Linked DNA regions of Homo sapiens: region 2 is linked to region 1. The links are chromatin contacts, found by Hi-C or POLR2A ChIA-PET in ENCODE. All regions are on one chromosome and are shown on one strand. The core of a region is the stretch at or near the end of the contact, and the rest is flanking DNA. Distances in the headings are between cores, read along the strand shown.

Region 1 (2,700 bases), core at 83-2,582:
GGCGGATCGTTTGAGACCAGCCTGGGCAACACAGAGAGACCTCATCTCTACAAAAAATTTTAAAAAATAAAAAATTAACTGGACGTGGTGGTGTGTACCTGTAGTCTCAGCTACTCGGGAGGCTGAGGTGGGAGGATCACTTGAGCCCACAAATTTGAAGCTACAGTGAGCTAAGATTTGTGCTCTAGCCTGCCTTAACACATAATGACCAAGTGAGAAAATGTATACAAAAGCACTTTGTAAATGACAGGTTTTTCTACAACACAAAGGAATCATAGAGGTGGCTATTTGGGGGAAAATGAGGTATGTGCAAAGCTTCCTTTTAAAAGGTGACTTTTATGTCTAGCATTTTTGTGTGATTTAAGTTCAGCAATTAGAGGATCATTATTTAATACCCTAAGAAAATACTGTTATATTGTGTCTTCCAAATGAACTATTTCTGTTTTTACTGTCACTTGGAATGTTCTCCATGAAAGAAAAGTATTTAAAGGAAAAATTACCTGGAAGATAATGGGTGAGATTTTTATAAGTGCCTTCTGTATGGGGACAAAGGGCTTTTTCTGCTACACCTCCTGAACAGTTTGATTTATTTGACAATATAATACATTTTTTCAAATAAGATGAGGAAATAGGTGTTCCAGCAAGTGATATGGGGGTGGCAGAGTGGGGAGGTGTTAAGGGGAGGGTGTCAGGGAGGGAGGAGAAAAGAATATTGGGAAGAGCTGACCAGGAGAAGTCTCAGGCAACCATACTGAGTATCTTCAGAATTGTAGTCGGGTACACAAGGACCCTCCCAGGTGAATACAGCATTTTGCCAAGTCTCCATCATCCTGTGAAGGTGTCTGGGCTTCGGCCGGCCCAGAGGACTGAGGGAGACTGGCCCGACCTCTCCCTACTGCTATGCTCTTTTTTGAAGGCTAATCAATAAAATGTCACGGAGCACTTTTCTAAGAAGGCCATGATCTGATATTCAGGCAAAGAGAGAACCCTTCAAGGCAAAGTCGATATGACAATCTCCCAATAACTGGCTTTGCTGCCTAAAGCATGAAGCACCCTAAATCCCAATCGCTCAGTCCCTACTTAGAGCTTATCCTCAAAGAGCTGGATTTCTAACTCATTTTCATTAAGGCAAAATCATTAACAATAGTTGATCTTAATACGTTGGCAACTGTGACCTCAATCTTACTAAATGGAATATTATTTCTTAGCTACTATTCAATATTACTTAACAAATGCCTTTGTCCATTTGCAGGAAACTCAGGTTTCCTGACCGCCAGTCCTGACCACTCCCTACCAGCAAGCCTCCTCTTCACATAGTTGTGGGACCGCATTTGCTGCACTCCTAACAAGCCAAGAGACAAAGCAATCCCGGAAATTCCCTTTTGACTCTGTACTGTAAGGAAATGCCATGTAGCAATAGCAGGAGGGCAGAGTTTAATCAAAGCACCACTTTCTCTACTCATTGCCCACGTTTAGCTGCTGGAATCTCATATCAACCAGAAGCCTAAAGTCTTGATTCTTTCTGTGTGTGTGTGTGTGTGTGTGTTTTTGAGATGGAGTCTCGCTCTGTTGCCCAGGCTGGAGTGCAGTGGCACGATCTTGGCTCACTGCAACCTCCACCTTCCTGGTTCAAGCAATTCCCCTGCCTCAGCCTCCCGAGTAGCTGGGATTACAGGCTTGTGTCACCACACCTGGCTAATTTTTGTGTTTTTAGTAGAGAAAGGGTTTCACCATGTTGGCCAGGCTGGTCACAAACTCCTGACCTGAGGCAATCAACCCTCCTCAGCTTCCCAAAGTGCTGGGATTACAGGCGTGAGCCACCAAGCCCAGCCAATTCCTTTTTTTTTTTTTTTTTTTTTAATAAAAACAAGGTCTCACTTTTTTGTCTAGGCTGGAGTGTAATGGAATGATTACTGCTCATCACAGCCTCGACCTCCTGCGCTCAATGGATCCTCCCACCTCAGCCTCCTGAGTAGCTGGGACTACAGGCCCAAACACCACCATGCCTGGCTAATTTTTGTATTTTTTGTAGAGACAGGGTTTTGCCATGCTGCCCAGGCTGGTCTCGAACTCCTGGGCTCAAGCCAGCTGCCCGCCTCAGCCTCCCTAAATGCTGGGATTACAGGCCCGGCCTTTTTTTTTTTAAAAAAAAAAAAAAAAAAGACAGCGTCTTTATCACTCAGGCTGAAGTGTAGTGGTGCGATCATGGCTCACTGAAGCCTCGACCTCTTGGGCTCAAGCAATCCTCCCACCCCAGCCTCCTGAGTAGTTGGGACTACAGGTGCACCACCATGCCCAGCTAATTTAAAAAAAAAATTTTGTACAGACGAGGTCTTTCTATGTTGCCCAGGCTAAACATTTTTATAGTATTCAGAAAAATCGACATTTAAAAAGTCAATACTCAATACTCAAATACTACTAGAAGAATGTATATTGGTACCACTGCTCTAGTGGGAAATCTGGCAACATGAACCAAAAGTCATAAAAGGTTCATAACTTTCTCTACTGAAATATTATACTGAAGAAATATGCATTATAAGTTTAATAGGTTAAAAACTGGAAACAATCTAAATGTTCAACAACACAGCATTAAGTGATTCCATAGTCATCAGTCAAATGTATGCAGAAATTAAACATCATGTTTTTTCAAAGAACAAATTTCACAGTATTCACACAATATTGTTGAGTGAAAAAAGCTGC
Region 2 (2,700 bases), core at 137-2,636, 450 kb after region 1:
CTAGTGGGAATTCAAACTGGTACAGCCACTTTGGTAGACAGGTTGGCAGTTTCTTACAAAACCCAAACATACTCTTACCATAACCATTCAGCAACCACATACCTTGTTACTTATCCAAATGAACTTAAAAACTTATGTCCATATAAAAACCTGCACTTTTTTTTTTTTTTTTTTTTTTTTTTTGAGACAGAGTCTCCCTCTGTCACCCAGGCTAGAGTGCAGTGGTGTGATCTCGGCTCACTGCAACCTCTGCCTCCTGGGTTCAAGCGATTCTCCTGCCTCAGCCTCCCAAGTAGCTGGGGTTATAGGCGCACGCCACCACGCCTGGCTAATTTGCACATGGGTGTTTATAACAGCTTTATTCATCATTGCCAAAACTTGGAAGCAACCAAGGCGTCCTTCAGTAGGTAAATGGATAAATTGTGGTACATCCAGACAATAGAATATTATTCAGTGTTAAAACAGAAATAAGCTATCAAGCCATGAAAAAGCACAGTGGAAACTTAGATGCACACTGCTAAGTGAGAGAAGCCAATCTGAAAAGGATCTGTGATATATGATTCCAACCATATGCAAGCTGGAAAAGCAAAACTATGGAGACAGTCAAAGGATCAGTAGTTTGGGGGTTGGGGGAAGGGAGGGATAAACAGGTGGAACACAGGATTTTTTAGGGCAGTGAAACAGCTCTGTGTGATGCTACAATGATGGATACATGTCATTTATACATTTGTTCAAACCCAGAGAATGTACAATACCAAGAGTGAATCCTAAGGTAAACAACGGTCTTTGCGGATGATTAATGATGTGTTAGCGTAGGCTGATTGTAACAAACGTACCACCGTGATGCTTGATGTCAATAGTCAGGGAAGTTATGCATGGGGGAAGGGGGCTATATGGGAACTCTCTGTACTTCCTGCTCAATTTTGCTAGGAACCTAAAACTGTTCTAAAAATAGTTTATTAATTTTTTAAAAAGATTAAAATGCTTACAATAATTTAAAACCACTTTGCTAAAATGATTAGTTGCGATTCTTTCAGGACAAAAACGGAGAAAGTATTCCTTCTCCAACCCCGCCCTCAACCTCACACACTCCTATGTTTACCCCCTTCCCTCAGGCATCTCGCTATTCTCAGCACCAGATTTCCAACACTGAACCAGATTTCCATTTTTTGGCTTTCCATCAGCCTCTACTCATGCCTCCTACCACCCTCCAATCACCTTCTCTTCCACAACTGTATTAAGTAGGAATTTTCACCAAGGAGAAGCATATACCACACAAGCCAGCACAACCCGAGGATGTTCTTTTAAAGCCGTTTTCCTCTGAAGTGGCTAAGCTGCCTCTACGAAGCATGAACTAGGTAACCCCAGGGAGCTGTTACCCCAGCAGACTTCTCAGCACTTCCCGCAGAGGCTTCATGCATAGAAGGAACGGGTACTAACCACAGGGGCTCTTGTGACCTCAAGTGGAAAGTTTTAAGCAGCATTGCAAGCTCAGGACCTGCCTCAAAAAGTCAGAGCGGAACAAAAGAACTCCAATGGTAGTTTTTTCTCTCTCTCAAAATATTTTTCTCCCCTAAAGAGAAAAGATTAATGGAATGTTGGAAAGTAAGAGGGAAAAAAATCTCAGTATCTACTTAAAATAAAATACTTCTGTGGGTAGGAGAATACAATTAGTGTCTCTCTTGGGTCATTCAAAAAAGTAAATGTGGAGTCTTGGTTGGTTTCTCCCCATGAAGCAGACAGCCACGGGGAGCGGAGATGGTCCGCCTGTGTGCCTGTAACTACTTAATCACACTTCGCTGTGCCTCCATAGGCTTCCTTTATGTACAGGTTTGATTACTAAAGCAGTGAACTTCTGCAAAAATTATGGAGGAGAGCAGAGACGAATACAAATTGCTTGTTTGTCAAATTGAAGCAGAAAGCACCAAGCAGGAAGAGGTCCTTAGGGAGTATTTCTTTGGGTAGCAAGCAAAGATTAAAATGAAAACACAAGCAACCTGTCAAAAGTGAAGCACCGTTCAGGATAAATGCTCTGTTTCCTGGCTCTTTTTCCTATACAAATATAACCAAAGTTATTACATTGCTTCCCCAATTTTTCTTTTGGGAAAAAGTAGAATAAAGCATAAGCAAACTTCAGTGCTATTTATACACACTGGGTCGCTTCTCACAATGCAAGTACTTTTCTAAATTATTCATACCCAGAATGCTGGGAAACAAAGACAGTGCATCTTTGTTCACTTGCTCTTCCCCAAACAGAACTGGTGCTGAAGTAGCTACTTGACTTTGCAACTACTACATACATGAGTGAGAGGCCTGGAGTTTAAACTGGTTATACAATTCTTCATTAAAACACCTTTTTTTTGTTTATTGTTTTGTTTTTAAGTAGAGGGGAGAAGGCAGAAGAGAGAACAGAGGGAATCAGAAAAGACTTTGCAAACCTTTCTCTAAATGTGTGACAGATGAACTAAGCTGGTGCCTGCTTCCCATATATGCACAGTTTCAGGCAATGAAGAGCCCGCTAGAAACAAAGATACTTGTCCCTAAAGAGAAAGAAGAAAATGACTCTAGATAGGAGCTTCTCTTTGTTTTGGATGTAATAGGTCCATTGCGCCTTGGGGCCATTACAATTTTTGTTGCCTTACAATTTCTTAAAAACATTTACTAAGTACCAATAAATAAATGGTAAACGCAGTTAAGCAC

What was found. Hi-C counts contacts between places; a loop is a spot of excess contacts on that map. ChIA-PET counts read pairs that join two places held with the same protein, here RNA polymerase II (POLR2A). Pooled maps may share reads with other maps.
Region 2: a loop to region 1 is called in a pooled map, with 2.7 times the contacts of the local background. The contact joins two enhancer-like sites. A Hi-C loop is called at or near these places in 1 of 168 maps with a recorded cell type or tissue (CD8-positive, alpha-beta T cell), 1 of 37 single-sample maps with no recorded cell type and 7 of 50 pooled maps. POLR2A ChIA-PET finds 5 or more read pairs at or near these places in 3 of 52 experiments (CD4-positive, alpha-beta T cell, K562 and SK-N-SH).

Annotation. Positions count from the first base shown.
Region 1 is chr1:180,529,344-180,532,043 of GRCh38, forward strand. No RefSeq gene overlaps it. Among named protein-coding and RNA genes, the nearest start is that of ACBD6, 28 kb to the left of the region's middle. Within about 2 kb of position 1,333, at least 6 of the 41 ENCODE cell types and tissues checked have a DNase peak (open chromatin) inside an H3K27ac peak, as active enhancers do.
Region 2 is chr1:180,980,390-180,983,089 of GRCh38, forward strand. The region is part of intron 7 of STX6 (syntaxin 6); the gene reads right to left. Among named protein-coding and RNA genes, the nearest start is that of KIAA1614-AS1, 27 kb to the left of the region's middle. RefSeq lists a silencer at 1,299-1,378. Within about 2 kb of position 1,387, at least 2 of the 41 ENCODE cell types and tissues checked have a DNase peak (open chromatin) inside an H3K27ac peak, as active enhancers do.